Regions from separate parts of the Homo sapiens genome. Here region 1 is linked to region 2. The links are chromatin contacts, found by Hi-C or POLR2A ChIA-PET in ENCODE. All regions are on one chromosome and are shown on one strand. Each heading gives the region's core, a stretch centred on a gene start or an enhancer-like site at or near the end of the contact. The rest is flanking DNA. Distances are from core to core; before and after follow the strand shown.

Region 1 (5,038 bases), core at 1,724-4,223, 870 kb before region 2:
AACCCAGGAGGCAGAGCTTGCAGTGAGCCAAGATTGCGGCACTGCACTCCAGCCTGGGCAACAGAGTAAGCCTCTGTCTCCAAAAAAAAAAAAAAAAGAAAGCTCCAATAAATAAAACAACAACATAATCCTGCTCTTGACTGTTCCTTCTGCCTGAGACCTCTGCTTGGTTCACTCCCTCACACATTCTGCTCTCTGGAATCAAATGTCATCTTCTCAAAGAGGTCTTCCCTGACTTCAATGTAAAACACACTCTGTGTCACTTGGTTTTATTTACAGCACTTATCACCACATGACATTTTTACATATTTATTAACCTGTCATTTCCCTCTAGAATGAATACTTCTTGAGGAGCTTTGTTTTATTTATTGCTTAATCCTTAGTGCTTGGCATGATGGTGGCCATTTTACTTAGATGGATTTACAGAAACCAAATTTAGAAATTCTGTAAGTAGTTTTGCCAGGAAATTATATACAGCAAATGAGTGCAACTGAAAGCAATTCCAGGAGATATTGATGAGAAAATAAACACATTGATGTCTTACATTCATCCATCACTGGAAAAATTAGGCTGCAAAAAATAGCTGGCAGCCCACAGGCAGCTCGGAACTTAGATCCAAGGGCTGAATACAAACAGTGGTGAAACTGATTTAAACCTCACTTGAAACTTGCAAACAGTGACTCCGGGAAGGATCTTGCATCTTAGATCTTTTTTATCCAAGAAAGGAGCTACTAGCCAGATATGGCTATTTAAATTTAAATTGATTAATTAAAAAGTATTGGAAAATATTTATAAGTAAAAAGTCAGGCCAGGTATGGTGGCTCACATCTTTGGGAGGCCAAGGTCGGTGGATCGCTTGAGTCCAGAAGTTCTAGACCGCACTGGAAAACACAGTGAGACCCATCTCTACAAAACAACACAAAAATTTGCCGGGCGTGGTGGCGTGCACCTCTAGTTCCAGCTTGGGAGGCTGAGGTGAGAGGACAGCTTGAGCCCAGGATGCAGAGGTTGTAACGAGCCAAGATTGTGCCACTGCACTCCAGCCTAGGCGACAGAGCCAGACCCAGTCTCAAAACCTAAATATATAAATAAAAGTAAAAAGTCAGTTTCTCAGTCACACTAGCTGCATTTCAAGTACTCGGCAGCCACATGTGGCAGAACTGCCTGGAACCTTTACAGTCACAGAAGACATGACACCTCTGGGCTCCTTCCAAAGCAAAGCAGCAGAGGGCAGCACGGCCATACTGCTTCCTCCCCTCAAGCAATTTATCTTTTCAAAATTCATACTTTCCTTACTACAAATTTTCTGCATTCCTCCTAATCTCTTATTCTCCAAGTTTTTTCTTAGCTACTAAGTTATTATGCAATTTATGGTAATTTTGACACCCTAACAGATAATCCAAAGCCAAAATTGTATGCATTTTAGGCCAACACAAAGAACACATACTCAGACTCTACATTCCAATTCCAGCTTGAAGCCATTTACTAGCTTTGGCGACCCTGGCAAAGTCTTGAGTACCACTACCCTCATCTACAGAATAGAATATCAGATGAAATAGAAAGAGTACACACTAGTACATCACAAACCACAACACATGATTAAGGTCTACTACTATCGCTATCTACGCCAAGAGTTTATTAAGTTGATGCTTCATTCTTCCATCTGTAAAACAGGTACAGTCATAGTATTTCATACCTACTCTTCAGGGTTGTTTGGAGGATTAATAAGCAACCATGTGTAAAGGGTTAAGACCTGGGTCTCAGAAGGCACTATCTGAATGTCTGCTATTATTGTAGTGTATCGCCCAATATTTTGGAGGGCAGTGATAAGGGGAGGGAGGGAATCTAGAATGAAAGTTTCCTGTTTGGAGAGTTCCATGGTACAGGTCCTAGGCCCGAAGTCAAATTGTTTCCATGTTTACTGTGCCGTTTGAGAGGGCATTGCCAACTTGCTCGTTGTGGCACTTTCCTCTGAAACTTGAGGAGAAACATTATCGCTCTCTGGATCACCTTCAGTTTGCTTCAACTCTTCTGGAGCTATTTCTGAAACCGCTGGGCTAAGAAGTTCTCTATGCAGCCCTTAGAAAAGAAATTATAAACCCCGTTTAATAAACCCCTACCCGGAGTCTTCTCCTAAGAGGCAAAGCGGAGGCCAGTGAGGCAGAAACGGTGGCCTAGAAAACAAGCATTCCAGTCCTGTCACTAACTACACAGGCACTGTGGAAAACCAAGGGGCTACGTGCTCAGCTCAGGCTCTGGAGTGCACCCAGGTTCAAATCCCAGTTCCGTTCTTAATAGCTGGATGGGCTAGGGCAAACAACAAGCTGTCCGGGCTTTGTTCTCCCCTGCAATGTGGGAAAAACACCATCAAGCCTGCAAGATCTTCATGGATTACACAAGAAAAGATTAGTGAAATAATGAGCACAACAGTACGAAACAAGCGCTCGGTGTCTGTGGTTAGCAGCGTACTCCTGCGGGGATGGCCAAAATGAATTCCCTGAAACTACAGGCTGAATTTCTCCCAGCCTCCTCCGCGTCTCGAACCCTCTCGGACTGAGAACACGTGAGGCAACAGGTGGCGGCTCCCGGATCTCCTGCCCTTGCTTTCCTGGGGCCGCAGCTCCTCAGGACAGGGAACACCCAGCTGAAAATAGCCGGGCCGCAGCTCCGGGGTGGCTAAGCCCAGCCCGGAACAGAGCCCGGCACGTGCTGGGGCGGGCCCGTCCCTCCCGGCCCAGCCCCTCAGCCCGGGATCCGTTACCTGCTCGGCCTCCGCCAGCCACAGCCACAGCTGCCGCCATGTCCGGAATTTATACCTGTCGCTAAACACGAAGCACATCTCCGGGCTGGCATAGCGGGAGGCAAGAGGTGAGCGGTAGCTGTCGGGCGAACCATGATCGCCTCCAGCCGCCATCCCAACCCTGCGACCCCGCCAGGGTGGACTGGACCAGGGAAGAGCGGAAGCGGAAACCTGGAGGCCAGGGCAGGACGGGGCGGGGCGGGACTTCCTTCACGCGGTCTCGCTCTCTGGGTTCCGGGCGCCCTGGGCGCTGCCGGCTGCGGAGAATCTCCGCTGCTTCTGCCTGAGAATTGACTTGGTTCGCTTCTTTGACCAGAAACATGATTGATGCTTCCTACGTTACTTAGCCGCGCTACACTTTAGTTTTCCTGTCTGAAAAGAGGTACATTAAGACTTCCTTGGCCGGGCGCGGTGGCTCACGCTTGTAATCCCAGCACTGTGGGGGCCCCAGACCGGAGGATCGCTTGAGGCCGACAGATCGAGACCAGCCTGGGCAACACAGGGAGACCCTCCCGTCTCTAAAAAACAAAAAGCAAAAAAAAAAAAAAAAAAAAAGGCCTGCCTTTCGGGTTGTGCGGATTCAGTGTTAGAGCGGTGTCTGGCACACTTGGAAGGCCGTGTGTACGCTTGCTGTTACTCTTATTACTGTCGCCCCACCCACTCCTGCCCGCGGCGCACCGAGCTCGGCTCTAAGGAGAAATGAAGATACCCAAGGGAAATCGGCATTTACTGCGCCCCCAGTGAGCCGGCTGCGGTGGCCTACGCCTGTAATCCCAGCACTTCGGGAGGTCGAGGCAGGCAGATTTCCTGAGCTTAGGAGTTTGAGACCAGCCTGGGCAACACGTGAAACCCTGTCTCTACTAAAATACAAAAAATTAGTCGGGCATGGCGGCCTGTACCTGTAGTCTCAGCTACTTGTGAGGCTGAGACAGGAGAATTTCTTGAACCCGGAAGGCGGAGGTTGCAGTGAGCCAAGATCGCGCCACTGCACTCCAGCCTGGGCGACAGAGCGAGACTCCGTCTCCAAAAAATAAAAGAATTAAATAAATAAATAGAAATAGAAACACTCAAGTGGCCCCCCCCCTTTTTTTTTTTTTTGACAGGGTCTTGCTATGTTGTTCAGTCTGGAGTGCCAGTGGGGTGATCACACAGGAAAGGGTTCATCTGGAGCTGTAAGAGCCAGGTGTCTCAGCTGGGCACGGTGACTCACGCCTATAATCTCAGCACTTTGGAGGCTGAGCTGGGCAGATCGCTTGAGTCCAGGAGTTGGAGACCAGCCTGAGCAACATGATGAAACACTGTCTCTACAAAAAATACAAAAATTAACTGGGTATGGTGGTGTGCACCTGTAGTCCCAGCTACTTGGGAGGCTGAGGTGGGAGAATCACTTGAGCCCAGGATGTTGAGGCTGCAGTAAGCCATGATTTTGCCACTACAGCTTAGGCAACAGTGAGACCCTGTCTCAAAAACAAAACAAACGAAAAGAGCCGGGTGCCTGCACCCTCTCCACCTGCACTTAACTCCTAGCTCTCTGCCTTTTACGTGAGGAATCTAAAGACACTCAAGCCAGGTGTGGTGGCTCACGCCTGTAATCCCAACACTTTGAGAGGCCGAGGCGGGAAGATCGCTTGAGCCCAGTACTATGCTGCTTTGAAATTACTTGTTTCTGAGTGCCTTACTAAAATGAGACCTGTGGAGGAATTCCAATTTTAACTCCCAGTTTATTTGCTGAGAGTTAACTTCACTTTTCCAATAACCATAATATTTCTAGACTATTACAAGTACATGATTAAGGGCCAGGCACGGTGGCTCACACCTGTAATCCCAGCATTTTGGGACGCTGAGGCAGGTGGATCACCTGAGGTCAGGAGTTGGAGACCAGCCTGGCCAACATGGTGAAACCCCATCTCTACTCAAAATACAAAAATTAGCCAGGTCGTGGTGGCAGGTGTCTGTAATCTCAGCTACTTAGGAGGCTGAGGCAGGAGAATCACTTGAACCCAGGAGGTGGAGGTTGCAGTGAGCCGAGATCGTGCCACTGCACTCCAGCCTGGGCAACAAAGTGTGACTCCAACTCAAGAAAAAAAAAAAAAAAGTACATGATTAGATCTCAAGGCTTCAAGATCTTTTCTTTGACAATAACTTCTTTTCCAGTCACCTTCCCATTCCTGCTTTCATTCACAGATTCACTCAAAAACCTATGGAGCACCCATGACAGTGTTCTCCCTCCACACCTCT
Region 2 (5,522 bases), core at 1,893-4,392:
GAACTATGCACGGCCCCAGCCCCAGTCAACACTAGGCTCATTTTCCCCTAGATGTCTGTCTTCCCAGCTGGCATATAAGCTCCCTAGAGCAGGGAATGTACACAGCAGGTGCTCAATGAGATCACCCCGCACTGCCCTGGGCCTCCACAATGCCCTCACCATCACTTCCATGTGCTCGGACTCCCCAGTTCAAATCCCAGCTCTGCCACTCCTATCTGTGTGGCCTTGTGCAGGTTAAGCACTTTTCTGTACCTCTGTTTTCCCATCGATGAGATGCCTAGCACACAGTAAGCACTCAATGATAAGTGCTAGCTCTTCTATTATTATTCCCCAGCCTGGCAGAGAAGAGAAAGAGTGAGCCTTTGGGTGGGGACACACCAGAAGCAGAGGCTTGGAGGTGAGTCCCTGGCAGGGCCTAAGCCTAGGTGGGTGCTGTCCTATCTCAGGGCAACAGGGAGCAAAACCTAAACCTGCTGTGGGGAGGGGCCAGGGGCTGGGAAGCCACGCCTCCTGAGACTCCAAGAAAAGGGGGGCTTGAGGCTCCACCCCCACCCCGCTGCCAGACACCCCGTAAGTTGTGCCCAGCCCCAGGGGCCTGTGACTTTTTAAATTTTTTTAGACAGGGTTTTGTCTTTCTTTGTTACCCAGGCAGGCTGGAGTACAGTGGGGTGGTCAAGGTTCACTGCAGCCACAAACTCCTGGGTTCAAGTGATCCTCCCACCTCAGCCTCCTAAGTAGCTGGGACTACAGGTGTGTGCCACCACTCGGCTGATTTTTTAAACATTTTTTTGTAGAGAGGAGGTCTCCCTACATTGCCAAGCTGGTCTCGACCTCCTGGGCTCAAGTGATACCTCGGCCCCCCAGTGTTGGGATTGCAAGCGTGGGCCACCGCCTCTGGCCGGTCCTGGGTCTGTTGGGATAGGTGGTAGAGCATGGGCCAGGTGCTTCCTGGCAGCCAGGTGATCCTGGAAGAGGGAGGCTGAGGCTGACCCAGGATGGCAGCAGGCAGGCCTCAGGCAGTGGCCATGGCCTGGAGGGTCTGAGCTGGACAGATTTCCTTCTTTCCCTCCCTCTTCCCACTTCTTGTGCCATTTTTCTCTAGCTCTGCTTGGAAGCCTGACGGGCTGTGAGGGAGGGAAGCTGATGAGCCCAAACTCCATGACCCAGCCATGACCTCATAGTCAGGACTCAGGTGGAGCCCAGCCAGGGGCTTCTGGCCAGGGAGAAGGGAGGTGCTCTCTGGAGGCCACTGGCTGTGATGGTGGGAGCTGGCCAGGCAGGTAGCAGCCTCCCAGGTGCAGACTCACACTGACAGCTGTCGCTTGGTGAAGGGCGGCTCCTGTGGAGCTCTCCGTGGTCCTGAGCTTGCCCGTGCTGGCCAGAGTCCTAGCTCAGTCCCCAGGGTGCCCTTGGCTGGCCTCACCCTGGCCCCTGCCACCCACCTCCGTGGTTCAGACGGCTCATGTCTTAACAGCCGGTTCCCCTGTCCACCACCCTCTGGCCCCTTCTCCGCCTGCCCCTCAACACCTGATGTCTGGCGTCTTCAGCTGGGGGACAGCCACTGGGCACTCCTCCAACTGGGAGAAGGGGCCAGCTGTCACATGTCCAGCAGTAAAGCAGGCCCAACACCCAGTGGGCACTCAGGGCATCCCTGTAATGTCCATGAGGGGCATTTTGGAGGATGCCAGAAACAACCTCAGTCTCTACTTCTGGGCAGGAAGTAGCCCATCCACTGCCCCCAGCCCTGGTACACCTTGGGGTGGACCCGCACTACCTCTCCAGGAGTTAGTTCAACTGTACGAAAGGGCTTCGCGCTGAAGCCCGTCTCCCTGTGCTCACCTTCCACCCGGCCTGGTCCTGCCCCATGTGACCTAAGGGCTCTGCCACCTCCAAAAAGAAGGCAGGAGGCACATCTTTGCAGCAATCCCTGCCATGTACAGCAGCTCCTGGGGCACAAGGTAGGCCAGTGGCCACAATGGCCAGATCCGAACACTGCTTGTGGCCTTGGCAAGTCACTCTGCCTCCCCGTGCCTCAGTTTCCCCCTCCACGATACGGAGGTATAACCGTTTCTGTCTCACAGGGTTGTTGTGAGAGTTGAGTGAGTTAATCCCCGCAAAAAGCTAGGGACCATGCCTAAGCACACAACAGATGCTCAGGACACGCCGGCTCCACTGTTACTGGAAGTCTGGAGGATTTGGTTTGAATCCCAGTGCCATGACTTACTTGCTGTGTGCCCTTTGGCAAGTTACTTAGCTTCTCTGGTCCTCAGTCTTCTCCGATCTAAAAGAAAGATGTCACCCTCTGTTTTGCAGTCCTGTGGGAGACCTGGCTGAGCCACGGTGTCAAAGCATTCTGCATGGAGCCTGGCCATTGGCAGAGGTTCTATAAATGCATGGTTTTTTTTTTTTTTCTTTCCTTCCATTTGGGTTTCCCGCTGGACGACCAAATACAGATGACCCCCTGAATATGCCAGGCCTTGCTCCTGACCGGCTTTATTTCCTTTAAGAAAGGTAACAAAGACACCTTTGTTAAGGTACAAAAGGAGGTGGGCCAATTGCGGGGCTGCTTCACCCTGACTGGCACCCTCAGCCTGTAGGGCCTTTCTCAGTAACTCACCAGGCATTCAGGACCTAGGCCAGAATCTGCGGAATCCGGCCCAGCCGAGGCCTGCAGACTCCTCTCCTGGGTCCAGAGGGCCTGCAAGTAAGAATTTGGTCCAAGGCTTCACCCCAGGCCAGTGCCTCTGCATGTCCACTCCCACGGGCCGCCCATTCCAATCCCTTTGGGCTGCTAGAAGTTCTTCCTTCTGTTGACCTTCATCAGTTTCCCTGGAGCTTCTGCTACTGGTTCCTTCCCTGGGGTATGGCAGAGGGAGTCGGCATCTCAGGAGTCAGAAGACAGTGAGCACCTCCCCGGACTCTGAAACTAAATGCAGCTTGAGGTTTCAGGATCCCACATGGGGAGACAGGTAGAGGCGGTGGCTGCAGAACATGGCCGATCCTGGAGTCCCGGCGAGACTGAAGAAACAACTGCTGCTCTGCTGTCCTCCCCTCTCATCATCTGACTCACTCCTTTGACTGACAACCATCCACAGGGACGCCTACACAAAGTGGTCACTCTGCAGTCGACGTATCATCCCAGCTACTGGTGGTCATCGGGGACGCAGATATGTGTGTCTCCATTTTGCAGATGAGGACATGGAGGCCTCAAGAGGTTAAGTGACTTGCTCAGCCACACACAGCTGATGGGAATGAAACAGACGGAAACGGAGACTCCCCAAGCTGACAGGCGGACTACAGATCTGGGGGTTCTGCTCCAGGCTCAACACAAGTGGCCTGGGCGAGGGAGGGCCTGGTAGACCATGACACCCAGCATCGAGGAATTCTGCTTCCCCAGCAGGCTCAGAAGGAAGAAGTCTGCTTCAGGGGCCAGGCCTGGTCAAAGACTCCATCTTCCCTGGATGGCCAGAGTCAAATCCTTGCAAATCCCGTTCACCATGGAGCAGGTGAGACAGCTTCTGCTGTGCCCACCCATGGATGAAGAAACTAGGCCAACAGAGGAGAGACAGAGCTACAAGGGGAGCAGTTCTTAGATTAGGCAGGCAGGGTTCAGGAAAGACAGGGTGCCCAGGCCACCAGAATACCCACGAGAGTCTGGGCCTCATGGAGTCAGCCCCACTCTCTGCTGGCTCAGCTCCAGGGTGGAGGCCTTGCCAAAGGCTCAGCCCAAGACCCATCCCAAGAGCCCTTTCCATGGCAACCCCACCCCTCCCCCACCTCCAGTCCCTGTGCACCACTCTCTCCCCTCCAAACCCATCCCCATCAGCTGATCCCAGCTCCCTGCAGGCTGCCTGAGGACTTTCCCACGGAGTGGCCGGCAAGTGCCTGGGAAAGTTGGTTCCCAAAGCTGGGATCTACCCCTGCTAGGACTCCACCCCTCCTGCACTGGTCACTGGTCCATTCAGGACATCAGCTCCTCATCCCCAGAGGCTCATTCCATAATGTTTTTGTTTTTGTTTTTTAGAGACGAGACCTATGTTACCCAGGCTGTATGTGAATTCCTGGACTCAAGCAATCCTCCCATCTCAGCCTCGTGAGTAGTTGGGACAAGTCTCACACCACCATACCCAGCTTAATTTAATTTGAATTTTAATAGCTGCATGCTCTAGTGGTTCCTACGTTAGACTGTGCAGTTTAGACTGAACGGAGAGGGCAGGAGGCAGGGAGTCAACCGGGTCCATCGTGCCAGCACCGCTGGAGAGATGGGGCTGCACTGAGGGAGGACCCTCATGGGGACAGTCACAGAGCTGGAGCAAGGGAGCATCCCAGGGCGCCAAGCCTGAGAGACGGCCCGTGATGAAGGGGAGGGCCAGGGGCGGGGCAGTGGTGAGCTGATGCCAAGGTCTTGGCTGAGAGAGGCTCATAGAGCATTGGTTAACTACAGGAGGGAGGGATGCAGCTCTGGGGGGCTGCCTGACACCAGGGTGCAGGGGCATTAGGCAGGTGATTGGCAGAAGGAGACCTCGGGAGGGGAGGTGGGCTAAAGGTGGGCCTCAGGGCCCGATACACAGATGTACAGACACATCCCATGGACTGGTCCCATGGGCACTGAGGACAGCTCTTTCCCAGCCAGGTCCCTGGAACTCCCCTCCAGGTGCCCCAGGACCTGAGAGAGAGGTGGAGTGAAGGGGGAGAGAAAACAAAGCCCAGGGACTCGCCCCCAAAAAACACAATCAAGAAGATGCTCCCAGCTTTTCAATTTCAGACACTGAGCTCCTCGCAAGATTTTGTTGGAAGGAAAGCTTCTACAGTTAAAAAAAAAAAAAAAAAAAAAAGCCTGGCAAGCCCTGCTGTGAATTCATCCCTCACTCCACACCAGCAGGGAGATGGAGGCCCTGAGGAGGGGGTGATTGGTGAAGGCCGCACCACAAGCAGAACCCAGGCCTCTCTGACTCCAGGAAGGCAGGGGCGCTGGGCTGGGGCTTTTCCATCTCGGATCCTCAGTCCCCAGTCCAGGCAGAGAGGGACCTTATCAGGGAGCAGAGGGCGGATGTCCCAGCCGGGGCTAGTGGTGCATATGCACATTTCAGGAGGGCCCGAGGGCTCTGACTGCCTCTTACACACAAAGCCTGGAATGGAGAGATGTAAACTTGGCCTGGGGGAACAGGCCAGGCCAGAAGTGAGCAGTGGCTCCTGCCCGAAGCACCCAGAGCAAATATTCAGTGAATGTTTGGGATTAGCCAGAGGAATGAGTACTGCTGGTGGCATTTCAGGCACAGGGCTCTTTATCTCTCAGGGAGAGGAAAAGGGTCCCCTCTGCAGGGCCACACATGACCACAGACCTGCTGTGTGCAGAGCCAGGAGGCAGTGGGAGCCCGTGAGGGCTGGGCCAGTGTGCAGGGAAGGTGCTTGGGGCTGTGAGAGGGTTGGGGGTGATGTGAAGACTGTAGCACTACTGGCCTCGCTTCATTCCACCCCCACAGGCACACAGGGCCTCAAACTCGCAGCTGGCAAGTGACAGC

What was found. A loop is a pair of places that touch in the nucleus more often than their neighbours do. ChIA-PET counts read pairs that join two places held with the same protein, here RNA polymerase II (POLR2A). Pooled maps may share reads with other maps.
Region 1: POLR2A ChIA-PET joins it to region 2 with 16 read pairs in WTC11. The contact joins the promoter of ADSL here to the promoter of MGAT3-AS1 in region 2. A Hi-C loop is called at or near these places in 1 of 50 pooled maps. POLR2A ChIA-PET finds 5 or more read pairs at or near these places in 3 of 52 experiments (AG04450, WTC11 and activated naive CD8-positive, alpha-beta T cell).

What each region holds. Positions count from the first base shown.
Region 1 is chr22:40,344,435-40,349,472 of GRCh38, reverse strand. ADSL (adenylosuccinate lyase) reads right to left here and starts at 2,973. Exons shown (of 13, transcript NM_000026.4): 1 at 2,762-2,973. The coding sequence starts at 2,914. RefSeq lists enhancers at 1,918-2,430, 2,431-2,944, 2,945-3,458 and a silencer at 2,631-2,720.
Region 2 is chr22:39,474,442-39,479,963 of GRCh38, reverse strand. It overlaps MGAT3-AS1 (MGAT3 antisense RNA 1), which reads left to right and starts at 3,142. Exons shown (of 2, transcript NR_126469.1): 1 at 3,142-3,506; 2 at 4,025-4,157. All of the region lies in intron 1 of MGAT3 (beta-1,4-mannosyl-glycoprotein 4-beta-N-acetylglucosaminyltransferase), which reads right to left. RefSeq lists enhancers at 1,017-1,518, 5,156-5,522.